2 separate regions of the Homo sapiens genome follow, and region 1 is linked to region 2. Evidence: chromatin loops called from intact Hi-C (ENCODE). Cell type or tissue: PC-9. All regions are shown on one strand. Each heading gives the region's core, and the rest is flanking DNA. Links, peaks and the distances in the headings are about the cores only. Region 1 overlaps ATXN7 (ataxin 7). Region 2 overlaps ATXN7 (ataxin 7).

Region 1 (10,204 bases), core at 879-8,878, 80 kb after region 2:
CAGCACACCAACATGGCGCATGTATACATATGTAACAAACCTGCACATTGTGCACATGTACCCTAAAACTTAAAGTATAATAATTAAAAAAAAAGATAGTGAATGATAAAAGTGGACAAAGACAGCAACCTTCTTATGTGAAACCATTTCTACTCTCCATTATTTCCTTCTAACTCAACATGTTTCTTTAATATTGAATGAACTCTTGGTTTAAGACTAACGGATTTTATTATTTTGAAGATTCTCCCCTTCAAAATAGACAGTTCAAGAATAATAAGACTGTATTCTGCGATTCTGCAGATTGGGTTTCCTTTTATCAACCAAGGAATTCATCAGAACAGTGGTCAGCAAACTTTTCCTGTAAAGAACCAATAGTAAGTGTTTTGGGATTGGTGGGTCATATGGTCTCTGTTGTGTGTAGTCAACTCTGCTGTTCACTGTATGCAGCAAGCAGCCACAGACAAGTAAATGAATGCCCGTCACTACGTTTCAATAAAATTTAGTTATGGACACTGACACTGAAGTCTCATATAATTTTCACATGTCATGAAATCTTTTGAGTTTTTATTCCAACCAATGCAATGCAAAAACCATGCAGGCAAGATTTGGCCCACACGCTGCAACTGGGGAAAAGTCCCTGCTACAGGAGGGTCTTTCTGGGTCTCTGGGGGTTCCTGCACCTACGCGTTAGTGAAGAGCTTACAAGGAAGGAGACACGCACAGGAGCTGTCAGCAAGGACAATGCCCACTGTCACGGCCACGCTGATTCTCATCTATGGAGGTGTTTCTTAAGTGTGGGCGATCTGTAACCAAATCACCTGACTGCTCCTTACATGTGCATTAATGTTCAACAAGCACGAGGTGATGCTGAGGCAGGGAACTTGGATTTTACCGATTCCTGTCTGAGGCTTGGTTTATATCTGCACATAAGATATAAGCAGACTGCAAGTACTGCCATCTGCAGAACCTTTACACACCCACAGAGAGGATCAGGGATGGTAGCCTGACTTGCCTCAAAAGAAAGGTGCAGAACACAAAAAGCCTCCATTTTGCAGGAAATAAGTTGAAGTCCATGTGAGCAGAAAATAAAAACCAAAAGAAATGATATGCTTCAAAATAATTCACTGTGGGGAGTAGGGCAGAGTTTGTGAAGCAAGACTGGGCCATGACTCATTATTTGCTGAAACTGTGTGATGGATACAAGGAGGATCATTAAAATATTTTCTCTACTTTGTATGTTTCAAATTGTTCATAAGAAACAGTTGAGGAGAAAAGAAGACAAAAGAAACCCTAGAGAAAAACAGAAATGCTATTTAAGGGAGAGGATATTATACCCACAATGTAGTACCTTTAACAGTAAAATACTTCACAAACACCTGTTTTCCATTAATTAACCATGAACCATTTTTTTCCCCTAGGAAAGAAAAAAGGTGGTACTCTGTTGACTCAGTCTGTGTTTACTGAGGCTATCCAACTCCTAGCAAGCCTGTTTTGTTTGTTTGTTTGTTTGTTTGTTTTGAACTCTAGTTGCCTACAGGTGCTAACCACACACTTTTCCATCTTGCCCCAGGCTCAATCACGTTCAGGTTAATTATGAGAAGGAAATAACCTGTCATCAAGTGTGGACATCACACTGGGTTGCTATTCTACTTCTTTGCCTAAATATCAAAGATAAGAGAGGTGATGTCCTGTCTGTACCCTTTCTGGAAAGTGTAAATGGAGCACTATATTAAGGACAGAGCAACGAAAAGTGCTGAAACCTTCTGGCCTCCCCTGGGGCCATACAGCAACACCCCCTAAACACACAAACACACAGAATACTGTCTTCTTTTGGAGTCACAATACAATGAAAAATTGGTCATTTGAATCACACACTAGAGTGACTCAATTCAATCTTCCTAGTAGCTCTACTCATCCACTTTTGGGGCAAATATTTACTGAGCACAATGGTGTGCAGGAGCTGAATATGCCTTCATCAACAACACTCCTGCCCTCAGGGAACTTACTCTCTTAACAAGGAGCCATCACATAATGCAGAGTTTCAAATGCTGACACGTAGAATGCAGAAAGAAAAAGTACAGAGTACTTTGATACCACACAACGGTTAGACTTAGAGAAGTTATGGACAGCTTCCCAAAGAAGATGTCATTTTTCCCAATACCATTGTTGACTCCTACAATGACACAATATAGGTTTTAAAATCTGCTGTGCAACTAAGGCATTTAAAGTTTTTATTTTTTAAGGGTCTCTAAATATTCAGGCACTAATATAGAAACCCTAATCAGTTATTAGTACCAATTAATTCAATCTAAACATAATTTTGTTAACTTTCACAAATCCAAAATCTGTGGAAGTCCGGAATTTCACAAATCACCTTGGGGGAAAAAGCAGTAATTTGTCTTAATCATTTCAAAAACGTTTAATCATTTCAAAAACATCAACCAGGGTTGACGTTTAATCATTTCAAAAACGTCAACCAGGTGCAGTGGCTCATACCTGTCATCCCAACACTTTGGGAGGCCGAGGTGGGTGGATCACTTCTGGTCAGGAGTTCGAGACCAGGCTGGCCAACATGGTGAAACCCCGTCTCTACTAAAAATACAAAAAGTAGCCAGGCGTGGTGGCAGGTGCCTGTAATCCCAGCTACTTGGGAGGCTGAGGTAGGAGAATCGCTTGAACCCAGGAAGCGGAAGTTGCAGTGAGCACAGATCGTGCCTGTACCATTGCACTCCAGCCTGGGCGACACAGCGAGACTCCATCTCAACAACAATAACAACAACAACAACAAAAAGTCAAAATGTATTACCAATTTCTTCCCACCAAAATTAATCATGCTAACAACTAATATTGCAAATTACAGAACAAGAATAAGGCAATACAAATACAAGAATGCAAACAAAACTAGGTTGACCTCTGAAAAATAACCAAATTTTGTCTTAACATTTGCCTACTTGTGCCAAATGGCAGAAGAGGGAATGATATACTACCTAAACCACAAATAATTTCCCTCCATCTAAATCAAGAGTTCTAACCTTCTGCCACAACATTAACCCTTGGGTATTCTTGCCTTGGGTAGGTTTACTACCTAAACCACAAATAATTTCCCTCCATCTAAATCAAGAGTTCCAACCTTCTGCCACAGCATTAACCCTTGGGTAGTCTTGCCTGATAGGAGTTGGTCAAAGTAATGTGTTACAAGAGGAAAAAGTGAAAAGAAAAAACAGGCAGAGAGGTTAGCTTAGCAGTTTTGAATTTTAGGGGTGGGGACGTGTAAATGATCCTTTTGAGAATCCAAGGGAAGCTGTGAACACCTACCCTAGAAAACTGACATATTATTTTGCATACAATTTCAGGGGAACTACAATCCCCTGAAGCCTTTTCAAAGGTCACAGATTTTAAAACCCTGTACCTAGAAATATAGAATTAAGAAGTCAGGTTATCAACAGTTGAAAGAGTTAAAAGGAATTAGTGTGTACTGAGTCATTCACATATTATCTAATTTAATTTCAGCTCCTACAATAACCTTGGGAAGTAGGTAGTATTATCTTCCAAAGAGGGAAAGTATATTCAGAAAGATGAAATAACTAATGCAAGGTTAAGCAGCTTTCTCTCACATCCAGGCTTTCTAACCCCTAGGTCCAAAATTGCACATTGGAGAATTCAAGTCAAGTGCATATTCCTAGAGATATTTCAAGATGAGGAGTTTCTGGCGGGGGTGGTGGTTCATGCCTGTAATCCCAGCACTTCGTGGAGGCTGAGGCGGGTGGATCACCTGAGGTCAGGAGCTTCAGACCAGACTGACTAACATGGTGAATGAAACTCCATCTCTATAAAAAATACAAAAATTAGCCAGGTGTGGTGGTGCGTGCCTGTAATCCCAGCTACAAGGGAGGATGAGTCCAGAGAATCGCTTGAACCCAGGAAGCAGAGGTTGCAGTGAGCCGAGAACTTGCCACTGCACTCCAGCCTGGGTAACAGTCAGACACCGTCTCAAAAAAAAAAAAAAATAAATAAAGGGTCATTTCTGACTTCCAGTGATTCACTCACATGATCAATTTATCTACATATTTCTTCAATTTAACAAGAGGAATCAGTATGGATTCAACTTCAAAACATCTTTTCTTGGTAGCTGATAATTTTAAGCAGACAATGAATGAATAATAGTCTAATAAGTTTTGATAATATTAAATGTATTTTCATTTCTGAAGCAGCCTACAATGGTCTGTTAGGAGAACATAAAGGTCCACTGAGTGAGTGCTGAACATCCTCAAACTTGGATTTTAAAATATCCCCACATAATCCGCAAAGTCACAAACAAATGAAGAACTGACTGAATTTAAAACTTCGGTCTCAACTCAGACAGGTGTACGTTCCAAGTGGCCTGGTAGCTACAGCATCCTCTAAATGGTTAGAACAACTTTAAAAGGGGGAGGAGGGGAACCCTTAAAAAACACTAACAAGGGCCAGGCGGTGGCTCACACCTGTAATCCCAGCACTTTGGGAGGCCGAGGCAGGTGGGTCACGAGGTTAGGAGATTGAGACCATCGTGGCCAACGTGGTGAAACCTCCTCTCTACTAAAACACAAAAAATTAGCTGGGTGTGGTGGCCCGCCGCCTGCAGTCCCAGCTACTCGGGAGGCTGAGGCAGGAGAATCGCTTGAACCTGGGAGGTGGAGGTTGCACTGAGGAGGTGGAGGTTGCACTGAGCCAAGATCGCACCACTGCACTCCAGCATGGCCACAGAGTGAGACTCCGTCTCAAAAAACAAAACAAAACACTAACAAGATCCATGTCCCTTTTGTGCCTCAAGTAGGTAGTTTAACGTCTTAGTTCTTCATGAAAAACATGCTGATAAAAGTATCCCAACAGAAAATAATATATCTAGCAAAAATGAGGTACAGTCCCCTTAATTTGGTTGGGTCCCTGTCCAGCTCAAGGTACCCACTGAAACATTAATACACTTAACTCATCCTTTACAGCAGAATTATTGATAATTACAATCTTGTTTTCACACAGATTTAGAAACGTTTTATAGGATATGTATCCACACCCAGAGAATGAAAACTAAGAACAAGAGTAGGTCAGGTCCTCTAAAGTTCTACTCTAACTGCTTACTGTGAGAGTTGCCACCTAGTGATTTTAATTTTTTAAGCCCAGGCAGGCTGCCAATTCAGCACTAAAACCGGACTAGCAACTGATTTTTCATATTGCAACATCATCAACAAGTCCTGTGCTTTCCCTTGCTTTCCTTTACCCTCAAATAGCAATTCTCATTTTAAAAATCAACTAATTTGTTCTATAATCTGTTCCAATTGGAAGCTCTCATCGGGCTGTCACTGGTATTACTCTTCCTCCGAGTGCCAAGAGGCCAAAAAGCGCCCAATTCAAAAAAACCGAAACAGAGTTAAGTGAAGAAAAAGCAGGTGTGAAAAGCGAGAAGGAAATGTGAAGACAGTAACAATGGGCAAACTTTGGACTTAAAAATGTTCCAGTTGCCAAAGTTCTACCTATCCTTGGGCCATAGACAACAATTCTGCAAAATAAATGGCTACGAGTGAGAAATAAAATTGCATTCGGGGACTATAAACTCAGTATTCCGGGGCCAAACCTCACTCAAAGCCTTGTCCTAACTCACTGAAAGAATAACTTGAAACTGAACCCGAAGTTCACTGGACTTCAGAAGTCCTTTCTGACCACGGTATGCCCAGGCCTAGTGCAGGTATTAGACAACAAAAGCTTACTATTCAAAGAAAAAGAAAATCTCAAGAAAAAGTCTGACACTTTCCAGATACCTGGCCTGACTTTCATTTGGAGGCATACCCTATTTCCCTAGTGTATCTTTTTACCAAACAGTTTAAAACTAACAAATAATTAGACCCTGATTTCACCAGCCACGGGCAGTAAAGGCTTATTTGACCAAATAAAATTCTGGCTTTCTTTCCCCCGTGATATTGGCAGCTCGCAAAAAATCTGACCAAAATGCACTCCGGGTTATGATGACCTTTTTCTAACATCCCCAACTTGTACCTTAAATCCTACAGAAATAAGACTGCATAGGTAAAGCATCTTCTTTAAGTTCAAAATTCGTTTCGATTGCCAACAGAAAATGTCCCCTAAGCATTCGTGGAAAGGTTTCAAAGCTGAGAATTCCTTCCTCTACTCCTGTTTCTCCGTAAGGAGGTCAGAAATGCAGAGATCTAGGTTAAACTTCCCGCCGGTTCCCAGCGCTCATCACCAATAATGCTGCTCCTGCCTGGTCACAGAAGGATTCCGGACGCTCTCATTACAGGAGGCCCCCAAACCAAACTTTCCAAGCGCTCTGCCCCCTCCCTCCCTCCTCAGGCAGCATCTTCGCAGGCACGGGGAGTCGGGGAGTCGGTATGGTGGGCTGATGTTCCCGGTCCCAGTGAACTGTCAATGAAACTTCCCAGGGGTTTGTACAAACTCCATCAGGGGGGCTGGACTCACCTTCCCGACAGAGCCCCATGACTTCGCGGTTTTTCCCAAACTCCTTGAAACTTTCGTCCAATTCTGTCCCTAGGAGATATACACACACAGGAGGAGGGGAGAGGCAGGTCAGTGGCCAGGAGTGTGACGCACACTCACGCACGCACGGGGTAGGTGTGGGCACCTCCGCGTTCCGCAACCCAGCAAACGATAGCATCTCTGCCCCTCGAGGGGGCGGGTCACAGGAGGGGGGCAGGGGGGAGGGGAGGAGAGAGGAGGGGGTCGCGAGGGGGTGAAGGGGGGAGGAGGGCGTGGACACTCACCGTCCTTCCCAGGAAGTTTGGAAGCCTCAACCCACAGATTCCACGACTGTCCCAGCATCACTTCAGGACTGGGCAGAGGCCTGCGCTCCCCGACCGTCGCCATTGCGGCGGCCGAGGTGGAGGCGGCGCCGGGCCCGCCGTCCTCCGGCCGTGTGCGCCGTGGCGGCGGTGGCGGGTGCTGCTGCCGCTGGGGCTGCGGAGGCGGCGGCTGCTGCTGCTGCTGCTGCTGCTGCTGCTGCCGGGCGGCCGCGGCCGCTGCTCCGCCCGCCGCCGCCGCCGCGCGGCGCGGCTCCCCCCTGACGTCATCCGCGGCCCGCTCCGACATTCTTTCCGCTCCTACAATGTAACAAAAAAAAGGGGGAAAGAGTCGCGCGGGGGCCGTTTTTTAAGGAGGCGCCAGGGAGTTCCGGCGGCGTGCGCGGCCCGCGGACCGGGTGGGGCACGCTGACAGCGCCCCCATGGCCGCCCAGCCCCCCGAGCCCGCCTCCTCAAGGCCACCCCCCGCCCCGGGCTCAAAGTCCGCGGCGCGGGCTAGCTTTCGCTTTCGACTCCCGCGGCCGCCCGAGGGAGGGGACGGGCAGCAGGCGGCCCGCCACCGCGGCGCTGGGTCCCCTGCCTGCTTCTGCTCAGAGGACCTGGCGCGGAGGCCAGCGCCGGAGCGGCCCGGCTCCAACCCCGCGCCCCACCATGGCAGCCCGCGCGGGGAAGCCCGAGCCGCACCCCAGGACCTCCAGCTGCCCACCCTTCGGCCGCTTGCATCCCCGGGCCCGGCCCGGCTGCCCCGCTCCTTCCTTCCGTCCGCGCGTCCGTCCGAGCGGCGGCACCCGGCCGGCTCCCTTAAGCGGAGACGCCTCCCGCCGCCTCCTCCCACTTGCCGGTCCCTCCCTCTCAGCTCGCTCCGGCGAAGTTTGCACGTCAAGCCCCCGGACTGGAGCCAGGGCGAAGTCGGAAATGCAGCCACCTATGGAGGAGCCGGCCGGCCGGCCCCAGGGCAGCGCGGGAGAGGCTGGTGCAGGGGGCACTTTGCCCTCGGCTTGCGGGCGGCCGCAGAGTTGTCAAAAGCATGAATGGGAAGCCGCCGCAGAGCGGACTCCGGGCGTGCAGGGAACCTTGGGCTAGCGGGGAAGTGCCTCCCAGGTGTCTGCCCAGGTGTCAGGACGAAGTACCGTGTGCACGCCACGCCGCCCACATGTGTGCCCCCGACCCGCAATTGGAAGTCACACTGTGCGCCTGGGGAACTTGAATTCGTCCAGCAAAGAGAGAACATGAGATCAGTGTGCGAGGGAATGGAGGAGAGTGAAACAAACCGAGAGAAGCTTTAACCCGTGTACATATTTTAGAGGCACCACCCCAAGTTTCTGGAAGTGATTCATTCACCCCAAAAGTAAAAATCTGATTCATTTTTAACTTGAGTTGTTAGTCCTTCCCTCTTTATGGTTGTCTTTTCTTGGGCAGGACGAGACCCTAGGGATTAGGAGAATATAAGGAATTCCTACAAAACATGTTTAGAAAATACTGTTTTCGGTCAAATTTTGTTCACTAAATTAAGCATTGGCCCGCAAAACTTAGCACCCCTCCCCAACATACACAACATTTGCTTAGCGATAGGCTACAGATGGCAAAATAAAAGGCTACTTAATGACCTAAAGCATTAAAAATACTTGAAACAGTAGCAGACCACACCACTTTCAATAATTGTTGATATTACTATTTTCTCAAATTGATGTGAAAATTTGAAGCCTGAGACAAAAACAGTGATTCTTATCAGCATGTTTCACGCATGTTTCACACTGCAGTAGTATCAACTCCTGTAATGTGTGTCAGAGATGCTTGCTCACAAGTGCTTTCTCTGACTAGATGGGGAGGAAGTGGAATTCTTTTTTTTTTTGTACCTCAAACATCTGATGTGACAGAGGTAGCCAACTTCTTTGTTGGTCCAACTTGCAGAAACACAGGAAGTTTACATAAGCATAAAAATTAATAAAGAAATGTCACTGCAACCCAAACATAAGGTGGGATTGCTAGAGAGGGTTTGGGGTTCAAAATTTAAAAGCGCACACACACACACATACTTACACATACACACACACACACACATTTTTATTTTAGAAAGATTTAGAAATAAGTCTGTAAAATTTTTTCCTGGATTGCGTGCAAACAAGTCCAAAAAGTGAAACCATGGTTACTTCCTGTCCTTATCAAAATAACCAAAATAGTAGAAATGATTGGAAAGATTTAATTTTAAAAATCATTTCTACAGCTTTAACTTCCTCCATAAGACTATCAATGAGAAAAATGCACAGGAGTAAAACATATAATTCCCTTGACAGGAATAGAGTTCCCTTCTAACTTTTAACATAGCTTAGATGACCCCTATGCAGATTTTCAATTTTTCATTCATTCCAAATCACTGCAAAATCTGAATAATTACATGAAAACACCCAACCTCTGTTTTCCTAAAGTACACAATTTATTACTTGGAATTGTGAAATTCTACACTTAAGAAAAACGAAAATTTGGATTTTAACGGCATTTGAAGCTACCATTGAAAAGAAAAGCTTGCGGCCACCAAGCCATATAGATAACAAAGGGAGCTTGCTTGTTGAGTACAGCTCTTCAGATCCCTGAAACTACAGAGTGAGAACAAAAATAAGGAGAATGGCAAACATGAAGTATGGTCCTACTTCCTCAAGACATTGCTTGACTTTCCTCTTTTGGATGTGAAACTACTTCAAGATTCACTAATATGACTTCTAGCCAATGGGGATCAATGCAGCAATTTAGAGTACTTCAACTTCTTTCCCAATTCCTGCTTGATACCTCTTTTTTTCTTCAAAGTTTTTGATTGGTTTAATAAAACACAAGCGGGCTTAAAATGAAAAATATTAAGTATCCTCTTGGCATTATGATCGTTATTAAGGGAAATTATTACAAATAGCAGTTACCAATTATTGAGTACCTCAATACTCAAAACTAATAGCAAGCTATCAATTATTGAGGAATCTCATAAATAAGCACTATAAATAAGTGTCTTATATTAAACTGAGCAATTCAGCTCAATCCCTTAGGAAACTTACTATCAAACTGAAGAGGATGTGCAGACAAGAGATTGACGGGCATTTCCTGGTATTTCTTCAACCAGTTCTCTTTTGCTGCAGCCAATGCATTTTACCCACTCTTTCTTCACCCATAAAAAAGTCCTAACTCCTAGAAATGTTCTGATATCCATAGTCGTTAGAAGTTTCCTTAAAGTTGGAATGAGTCACCAAAAAAAGTCAAAACAGCAAGCTGACACACTGCATCTGATATCTGAATTTTGGCAACTTTTAAAAGCATTCCTTATGCAAAGCATACTGTTTATAAACAAGAGTACAACAGAAACCCAATACTTAGCTGTATTACCTACAGTCCCACAGTAAAGAACTTGATGACCT
Region 2 (10,204 bases), core at 265-8,264:
CATGAACAGACTCTTGGGGGTGCCTACCCAACCCCATCATCTCCTAGGCTTCCCAGCATGTCCCACTCTTCATCCCCTTGTTTAGAAAACTTCAACTAGCCCAGTTATTTTTGTTTTAATGGCAGCTCCACAAGGAACAGCAAGTAGAGGTCCCTACTTTTGTAACAGCAGCATTCTTTAAAGCATTTTGGGGTCACGAGTCCCTTTGAGATTCTTATGAAAGCTATACGATAAATGAACAAAGACATAAAAATGTGCAATACTTCTTGGGGTTCAATGATCCTTTGATCTCTAAGCAAGCACCCCTGCTCTTGCCCCAGGATTTGTGTAGCATAATAAAAAGTATTCCTCTGCACAGAGAAAATCTCTCTCAAACACAAACTTAAGTGGAAACTGATTTTAACTGATTTTAAGGAAAAAGCCCAAAGTTAGGCTGTCTGTGTTGTTCTAGTAAGACATAGTGCCACTACATGGTAAAAATCAAAGGTGGCAAAATGGCAGGTCATGAGCCAAAGATGGCCCACAGATACATAGGCTATACCAGATTTAAGAAGAGAAAAAAAAGTGTGTGTGTATACGTGTGTGTATACATATATATATACACACACACATATATCTCAACTAAATTTCACATGCAAGTCCAGATCTGCAGCCTCTCTTTAAAACTGGTAACAAATGTCTGGAAGCAGCTGCTCCATGTCCCCCCAATTTCTAGTAGGCACTGTCAATCTCTGCTGTGCCCCACCTGGCCCCCCCCCCTTCTGTCCTTTTTGTTACTTGTGGGCATTAAGATCTACACTCCTGTCTAAATGAAGACAGTGTGCTCACTAATACAGATGTGAGATGGACATTACAGCACAATGGAATGCCCCTTCCGTGGGGATCATGTCTCTCTCAAAGACGGTGCGTTGAAGAATCGGCACACCATGTCTTCTGTGTTTATATTGGACTGTTATGCTTATAAACTGTAATGAGTAACTACAAACCAAGAAGGAAAAGCACACTTCTCATTTGTCCAGGAATCCCATGATCAGAATGCCAAACAACATATAATAACCCATAATGCATGCAGCTAGTTAAATTCACAAATATTTTCCCCATACCTTTGGCAATGGGTGTTAATTCACCCAAATATTAGAGGAAAATTATATCACACTACGAAAATACTAAGAAACTTCTTGGTATTTTCTGAAAAAGTCCTAACCCGGCTGGCATTTGAGTTAAGTTCTGAAGACGAGGAAGGGGAAAAAAAATCATGAAAAAGAGCCTCACATTTTAAGTCAGGGCTCTGGGGTGATGTTGCTGAAATTCCTGTTCGTAAGCAAGGTGAGGAGATATCCTGATGAATAAAATAACAAGATGAGAGATGAGCTGGAAGTTAGAGCAAAGGAAGCTGGAAGAAACAGCTACAGGTGAGGTCAGTAACAGGCAGAAGAGCTGGGACGAGACAAAAATACAGCCTAAGAGAGAAAGTCATGGTTAATTATGAATCCCACAACCACTTAGCCACTTCTCTACTGATGGGTTCATATGCAGACTTCTTTTTAACTATGAGCTTGGAATGAGATTTCAGTCTTCTGCTATGCCCATACTGAATCCTGTTTTCCTGCCTCCCTCAAAAACGGGAAGAGAAAATATGGGGTGAGATTTAACCAGAATATCTGAAATTCTTTTGAGAGGGAAAAATAATAAATGCTCTTTTTTTTTTGAGACATAGTCTCATAGGCCGGATGGAGTGCAGTGGCGCGATCTTGGCTCACTGCAACTTCCGCCTCCCGTGTTCAAGCAGTTCTCCTGCCTCCACCTCCTGAGTAGCTGGGATTACAGGCGTGCACCACCACACCCAGCTAATTTTCGTATTTTTAGTAGAGACGGGGGTTTTACCATGTTGGCCAGGCTGGTCTTGAACTCCTGACCTCAAGTGATCTACCTGCTTCAGCTTCCCAAAGTGCTGGGATTATAGGCGTGAGCCGCTGCACCCAGCCTCATTTTAAATCTTAAATCACCCCTTTCTAGATCAGTTTGATTTTAGCGCAGCTTTCCTCAGCGGAACATACTAAAGAACCACTATCCAGGAAACAATGCCTGCTTCCTTCCTTAAAGCCTCGAATGGCACACACTTCACAGCACTGGGATAACACATTACTGGCTATTTCATAAAGGGGCTACCCTCCAATTATGATTTTGCTGTCACAACCGATGCTTTCTGCAGCTCTACTAAAAATGCATTACTGTAGTTTCTTTACTGAAGAACATCTTCCAAAGGCACCAGAAATTCTGGCAGAAGAGCCTGTTTTACCTTCATACGGCCGTGAACCTTTTTTTTTTTTTTTTTTTTTTTTAAGAAGACACCATGAAGCTGAATATCTGTTTACAAACCAACCAACCAACCCAACCAAACACATTTCTGAGCTGACAAAAGATCTTAAGGGAGAAGAAATGGGCATTCCCATGGGGCTCACAGTCCATTTCCTACCTGATGAAGGAGGGAACTGTTCATCAGTCCTTGTGCCCCTGGGATGGTGCCTGTGTGTTTCATGTGGACATTGTTCACGGCTGGCACTTTGGCAACCTTTGTGGGTTTGCTGCTGCTGTTGTTGATGCTGCTCGAGCTGGGTGAGCACTTTCTTTTCTTTCCTATGAGTTTGTCTAGAGGAGTGTGTGAGTGGGAAAAACTGCCGTGGGAGTTGACAGGCAGTTCATTGGACTGGTGAATGAATGGCCCAAGAGAAAGAGTAGAATCACTGCTGTTCACCATCACACTCATCCTCTTGATGGATTCAGCAGGGCTCCCGGTGGGGGGGCCCCTCCCTGACTGGTCATGCCGGACGTTCACCGCATTTGCTTTATTCGTCACACAGTTGAGGCCGATGCTATGGGAAGATGTTACCGTTGAGGGGTAGGGAGGCCCAGAGTGAGCCACACAGTTTTTCCTAAAAGACTCCATGGAATGAGAAGAAGAGGAGGAGGAGGAAGAGGAGGAGGAAGAGTGAACCAACAGTGGGGAACTGTTTTTGCGTTTCTTTCCTGAGCCGCCACTGGTACTGCTACTGGCATTTTGACAGTTAGTGCTGTTACCAGAAGACTCCTTGGGCCTCAAAGATTTGCTGGATTTCAATTTCTGAGGTTTCCTGGACATGGGGGAGGAAGGAACCGAGGAAAGGCCAGAGGGCGTGGAAGGGGATGAGGATGAAGAGGACACTTGTCTGGATTGCATACTGCACACAGGATCCATCGCCCCTGAAGCAGCAGGCTGTGCATTTAGTGTGGTTCCATGAGCTGGTACCGATTTGCTATTTGGGGAGATGCAGGTAGATGAGAGCAGGACTGGGGATGTAGAGACGGTGGCTGCTGCCAGATAGCTGACTCCACATTGTGATGTCGGCACAGAGTTTGTCCGGTGAGGAATACGTGTGGAGATGGGTGAGGTGGTACTGGGCACTGGTGGGATTTTCCTGAAAAAAATTAGAGGACAGTGAATGACACTGACCACAGCCATTCACAGAGACTTTCAGATGGCACCACCCTCTTTGCTTGTGACAAAGAGAAACCATCCACATCAAAGCAATCACTCTGAACTACAAAGCCAATCCTGTCACCTCTCTCCTTCAAATTCTTTAATGCCTTCCTGGTACAGTTCTTACAGAACTGTATGTGTGCAACTCCCCGCTGCTATTGCCCCAGCCTCTAGCTCCACCTCCCACCCCCAACGCCCCCGTTCCCTGCTTCCAGCCACTGTACTTCCTTATATTCTGAGAAAATGCCATGACCCAATACCCCAGCTTCTGCTCATCCTTTAAGTGTCGGATTGCTAATCACCAAATCCTCTGCAGAGAGAGTCATCCCCAGCTTAATTACCGTTGTGGTCCTAGTGTTCAGCACAGTGCAGGAAACACAGAAGGCACTGAATAAATGTCGAGAGAAGTCAGGAATGAATGAGAGAAAAGGAAGGGTGCAGCTAATTAACAGCAACTGCTAGGTCATAACTATTGGCCTGAACAAGGGAATAAAGCCCCACAGTATCAAGGGATATTCAGCATGGTGTTGTAACAATGGATTCTGTTAAGAATGTGTGGGCAAGGTATTTATTAGGGGATGCGGAAACCATCTAAATTCAAACCAGGGAGGGTCTCCTTTTATTTTAGCTCTGAATCTTAAATGTGACAGTAACAAAATTTCAAAAACTTCTTTGGCAGAATTTAAACCGAGGTGGCAGAAGACAAAAAGGCCTGACTGGAAGGCAAGTGCCAGGATTGCCTTGATCCTGACTTAAGGGGTAGCCCTGGCTGACCTGGCCACTACCCCAGTGAGAGAGCTGGCCTAGACTGCTGCCCAGGTGATTTCCAGATGCTTTTAAAGACTACTGTTATTAATAAAATGAATTAATGACTGCAAGTATTTGCAAATGCTTTAAAAATCCCATTCGGCCAGGCGCAGTGGCTCACAACTGTAATCCCAGCACTTTGGGAGGCTGAGGCTGGTGGATCACTTGAGGTCAGGAGTTTGAGACCAGCCTGGCCAACATGGTGAAACCCCATCTCTACTAAAAATACAAAAATTAGCCGGGCATGGTGGTGTGCACCTGTAATCCCAGCTACTTAGAAGGCTGAGGCAGGAGAATCGCTTGAACCGGGGAGGTGGAGGTCACAGTGAGCTGAAATCACACTACTGCACTCCAGCCTCGGTGACTGAGTGAGGCCCTGTTTCAAAAACAAAACAAAACAAACAAAAAAACCCAAAACCCCATTCAAGGGTACAGCTCTGGCCTGATGTTAGTGCTTCTCAACTCCAGCTGTTGCACATTACAGTCACCTGTGGAGCTTAAGCCACATCCATAACGATTACACCAGCGTCTCTGCGGGGAGTGGGGACAGACATCAGTCATTTCTAAATCTTTCCAGGGGATTCTAATGTGGAGCCAAGATTGAGAGGCTAGGCTCTCTCTCCCCGCACTACTCATAGAGGAGGGTGGCAGGCAGTGTCATTAATTACCTGAGAGGTTGGTTAGGAAAACTGAGTTCCTGGGCCCCACCCTAGAATGATGCATCAGAAGCTGCATGGCAACAAGGCCCCTGGGTGATTCTGGAGCATTCAGAAGCCCTGCTCTAAATGAAGTCCAGGCCCTACTGCTCACTGGGAGCAGTGGCTTCTCATGACCACCAGGTGGCTCAGGAAGCCAGGGCCTAAAGACCAGGCTGCCTGGAACCAAATCTCGAGGAAAGGAAAAGCCTTCTAGAGCAGGGAAGGATGTGGATCTCTCCGGGAGGCAATCACAAGTTCCTCTTAGAAAAGCTCTTTTAAGTAGTTAATTACTCTTTTGTGTATAAAGAGGCAAAGTAACAATATGTACTCATACTGACTTGTGTTTGCATAAATAAACTATGTAGAGATACATAAAAAATAATAAAAATGTCTGTGGGGGCTAGGTGGAAAACAAGCATGTAGGAGACAGGAGGACTCGGTTTTCAATGTATGCCTCTTTATACTCGTTTTTCTTTTTTTTTTTTTGAGACGGAGTCTCGCTCTGTCACCCCCAGGCTGGAGTGCAGTGGCGCGATCTCGGCTCACTGCAAGCTCTGCCTCCCGGGTTCACCCCATTCTCCTGCCTCAGCCTTGGTTTTCCTTTTTTAAGCCCAGTGATTGTATTACCATTTCAAAAAGTAAAAAAAAAAAAAAAAAAAAAATACACCAACAAAAATCTTTGAAAACCATCCCAGCCCCTTCTTAGGGAATATGGGATACTGGTCCCAAATCAACAGAGGACAAGTAGTTCACAGAAATCATAGAAGGTGGGCAGTGGCCTTTCAGGTTATGGCCATGCTGCAGAGAAAGTGCTGGTCTAATTTCACCACTGGCCTGAGACTCCACAAACTGAAGTTTACTCATTTCATACTCAATTCCCACCTCACTTACCTTCAATTTTACCACAATAACCCTGTAAGGAAGGATTTTGGGCTGAGCCGGTAGGGTGGGACCTGGATCACTTTGAAAGTTTCCTTGAGGGCTTCAAAGATGCCAGGTGAGAATAGTTCTCTGGATGAGAAGTGCTGAGCTCCCCAGAGAAAATCTCAGGGGCTGCCTGAAAAGGCCGCCAGCACTCCTATGTTGGGAGGCAACATGCACCAAGTTCCCCTCTGCCCCAAGCCTATGTGTCAGCTCATTACTGAGCAACACGTCCCTTGTTGCTGTAGACTTTTTAAAAACCAATGGTCATGCTAATGGAAAGGGTTGGTTTCCTTCTCCCCGGAAGCAAGTAGGCAGCCTTCAGACAGAACAGAGTAGACAGCAGAGTCGACCTTATGATCTTACTTTTTAAAAAGTTCACATCAAGAGGAAAGTCTCACTATACAAGCCACTAGGAACTGAAACTATCTTTGCCCAAACTGTTGGTCATGAGCCACATACCAACATAATGTGGATAAAACATTCAGAAATCCATTCTAAACTCTTAGGAGTACATTAAACCCATAGTTTCATGAGCTCAGTGTGCTTTCCAACTCCCAATGGGTAGTCTGAAGAAATATGAAGTTGAGATTTCATGTATCTTAGGGAGTTCTGGTGTGGAAAAACCCCTGCAGAACCCCCAAACCCAGTCCCCTGATTCTGTGTCTAGCCAGGGACAATGTTCCTTCATAAAGAAGAACCTCTTATCCAGCAAGAACCAGAAAGAAATATGAAAAAGAAAAGCAGAGTAACAGTGCTCTGAATCTGGTGTTCTAAGGAAACGGATGTAAGTCCTGCTAATGATCATGGAGATGGTTCTTTGGGTTGCAGACAATCCAAGGCCTCCGACTAGCGTCTGACTTTATTAGGAAACCAAGGCAGGGAGTCAAATGAATGTACTGGCAGAGTCCATTTAAGGAGGCACTAGTAAATAATGCCCAAACAGAGGATCTGGGATGGCCTGGGGATTACTGGACAGTCACTTTAGCAAAGCTTACTATTCACCAAAGTCACTCCCACCGAATACTAGTTCTCCAAGATGTTCCCCTAAAAAAGGTTCCGAGGTGAAAAGAGCTTGGGACATGTTCCACATTATACATGACGTGACATTCCCTGCTTCAAGAGTTACAAAGCACAGTGCCCATTAAGGCTCTGACAAGTTCTGCAGTAAAAAACAGAACCTTTTTTTTTTTTTACAGGAAAGGCTGAGTTAAACCTTTTTGGCCATGGAACTCTTCTTCCACTTAAAATCCTGTTTGGGAAGCATTAGGTACATAATATCACACAAGGTGTCTTAAATTGCAAACTGGAGCACATGGCTCCTCTACCTAAAACCTTCAACACTGAAACAATTTCAGTGTCACCTGGCCCCTGCTGGTTTCTTGGACCTCATCCTTGTACTGTGCTCAATTTCTTGCTATTTCTTCAACAAACTGTCTTTTCTGACTCAAGACCTTGACACAGCTGCTTCCTTCTGCCCAGAACCCACTCCTCCCTACTGTCCCAGTGACTGCTGTTTCTCATCCATCCTTCTCAGTTCAAGGACTGCCTCTTTCTTCAGAGAGGCTTTCCCTGAATCCCTCTGGCCTCTGTATTTTCAGCTCTTTACTTGAAAACATGTTACCTCTAGGTTCAATTCCTGGCCCTACCACTAACTTGCTGCATGACACTGTATCTCAGTTTTGTCATCTATTAAAAAAACAAAACAAAAAAAAAACCAGGGGTGGGGGGAGGGTATAATCATGGTCACCTGACAGAGAATTGTGAATGTTAAGTATATTTAAGTTGTTTGGTGTATAGTTGGCTCTCACTAAGTCTTGCTGATTGTTATTGTTTCCATTCTGTCACTTAGGACAAGCTATCATCTCCTTATTCTTCTGTAGACTAGTTTTTTTCTCCCCTTACCCAATCCCAACTAGACTGTGAGCTCCATACATGTGGGAGTCCTTCTGCTTTGAATGCCAGCACCCACAACAATATGTAGTTGTGGGGTAAAGGGGTAAATGAATGAATGAATGACAAGGCACCTTCTTCTCAGGGCCAAAGGCCAGTTTTGTTTAGATAAGCATATCTTCATAACATCAGTCTCACAGGAAATAAAAGACAATGCAGCACTGTGTAAAGTCAGCTCCTCTCCCAAGAACAACAGGCACTCACTTCCATAGCTGTGCATTCAGATGCTTCTCCACCATGAGGTTGAGGGCGCAGCGAAGTCGATTCCACCTGGAGTCAAACACGTAATAGCCTCTTCCTATCTGCCGGCTCCCAAATGTGCAAAACTGCAAGAGAAAACATAGCCGCGTGCTTGCTGACTCCCACACTGGCATGCCCAGTCAGGGTTCTAGATCCTTCAGGAAAGGAGCTAATCAGGAAAGACAGAACTGCCTCTGAGTACCGGAGGCTGTGAAGCATGAGAGTGACAATGCCTAGCCCTGAGCGTCATGGAAGAGAAAGGGAAAAAAGCACGAGATGTCCCCCGTACAGAGTGTGTGCTGCCTCTGGGGCACCCTGTTTTGAACTTCTCTCACACCTTGACCGCGTCCCACACATACGGGCATGCCAAGATCCCTGGCGCGCCCCCCTGCAGTGCCCTGTCCATGCTGTGTGGGGAGGGTCAACGCGGGGGTGGACGTGGAACTTACAGATGCTGGCTGAGGATGATGACCTGAATAATGACAGTCCAGTTTTTCAACAGACTCTTCTTTGTCATCGCCTTCGCCCTCCTCACTGGATAACCGAGAAGCTGGCTCAGTGGCAGGCAGGGGAGGGTGTGGAGATTCATGGACTGGAGGAGGGTCAATGGGGGCACTCCCACCTTGCTGAGCAGGGCAGCCTGGAGGCCTTGGTGAGTAGAAAGTGCAGCACGGATCAGATCACACACCTGGGAATCAGCCACCTTAACTGAGATACAACAGTGTGTCCAAAACAACCTAGCAGAGGCCTGGGTTCCACCTCTAGCACTGGGGGAAAACAGATGCTGATCCAGGTGGCTTGGGAGTAAAGGAACCTCTCTCCTGAACTGCAGGATGTTAAGTTCAGCTGTTTGCCAGATACAATCAAGGTAACTTAGAACGAATCCTTTCTATTGCCATTTGGGTGGTTCAGATCCCTCTTCTATTCTCCCCCAAAGAAGGGGAAATACATGTGGAATTTAACAGAATTCTTTGATTCCTCTTCAAATTTCAACTGGATTTGGTTTACCTACACAATAAATGAAACATAGTTGTCCCTCGGTATCCATGGGGAATTGAGGCCAGGACCTCCTGGGGATAGCAAAATCTGCAAATCCACAAATGTACAAAGTGGCCTGATATAAAATGGTGTAGTATTTGCATATAACCTATGCGCATCCTCCCGTATACTTTAAATAATCTCTAGATTATTTTAGTACCTAATACAATGTAAATGCTATGTAATGTATTGTTTAGGGAATACTGAGACAAGAAAAAAAAAAAGCCTATACATGTTCAGTACGACACAATTTTTCTTTCCCCAAATAGTTTCAATCTGCAATTGGTGTAAACCACGGATGTGAAACCCATGGATACAGAGGGCTGACTGTAATTTGCAAAATGCTCTAAGATAACCTAGGAGAGACAGGAGGTGATACAAGAATAAGGTGGTATTACCACTTTATGTGGATAGCCTACAGCCTCTTACTCAAGGGCAGTAATGTATTTTTCCTACACCTACAATGGTCTCTGGAATTAAGCTTACATTTTTCTAGATGCAAAAACTTCAATGAGAAGATGACCAAAGAAAGGACTTGGGGAGGAAATCTCTGGCCAGGTCCTGACCACACTCTGAGGAGCCTCCTCTGATGGCTCCTCCAGCATACTGCACAGAAACCACAAAGCTCACGTTGGGACAGGCTCTAACAGGCACCTGGGTTTCCACGAGGGAGATGCTTCCACCTTTATGCAACCATTTTAAAGATCAGACATGTGAGGGTGAAATGGTAAGCAATAGCAGCCGAGGACTGGCACATTCCTCAGCAGAAGCTCTTGCTCCCAATAAATGAACGGCCAACACTGAAGCCCCTCTTTCTCTATGCCTTTCTCTTTCCCTTCCCTCTGGAAACTAGGTACAGTCTTTACTTCAACTTGGTTCAGTATGTAAGCACAAACACACACATATTCCACCATCACTGTCTCTGAGGTATGTGTATAAGTTCTCATTAAAACACTCTGATCCACTGTTTACTCTGCTACTAAAGTGCTAATACATGCTTGGGCCAAAGCCCCAAATGAATGAATGAAAA

What was found. Peaks named below come from ENCODE experiments on the same cell type or tissue, not always from the same donor. Only the 100,000 strongest peaks of a DNase experiment are listed, where the experiment ranks them.
Region 1: it touches region 2 in a loop (7-fold over the local background); 62 of 110 quality-filtered maps call a loop at or near these places.

The regions. Positions count from the first base shown.
Region 1 is chr3:63,909,490-63,919,693 of GRCh38, reverse strand. ATXN7 (ataxin 7) reads right to left here. Exons shown (of 13, transcript NM_001377405.1): 3 at 6,771-7,106; 4 at 6,469-6,537. The coding sequence starts at 7,095. It also overlaps SCAANT1. Among named protein-coding and RNA genes, the nearest start is that of ATXN7, 51 kb to the right of the region's middle. RefSeq lists a silencer at 6,793-7,632 and an enhancer at 7,963-8,042. In PC-9, for the core only: no CTCF peak of the experiment used is centred there; DNase peaks (open chromatin) are centred at 1,163, 1,553, 5,183 and 7,683; H3K4me3 peaks cover 3,444 bases; H3K27ac peaks cover 4,283 bases.
Region 2 is chr3:63,988,756-63,998,959 of GRCh38, reverse strand. It overlaps ATXN7 (ataxin 7), which reads right to left. Exons shown (of 13, transcript NM_001377405.1): 10 at 8,586-8,784; 11 at 8,101-8,222; 12 at 2,477-3,455. Among named protein-coding and RNA genes, the nearest start is that of PSMD6-AS2, 10 kb to the left of the region's middle. In PC-9, for the core only: CTCF peaks have their summits at 4,971 and 5,173 (motif pointing right); a DNase peak (open chromatin) is centred at 5,139.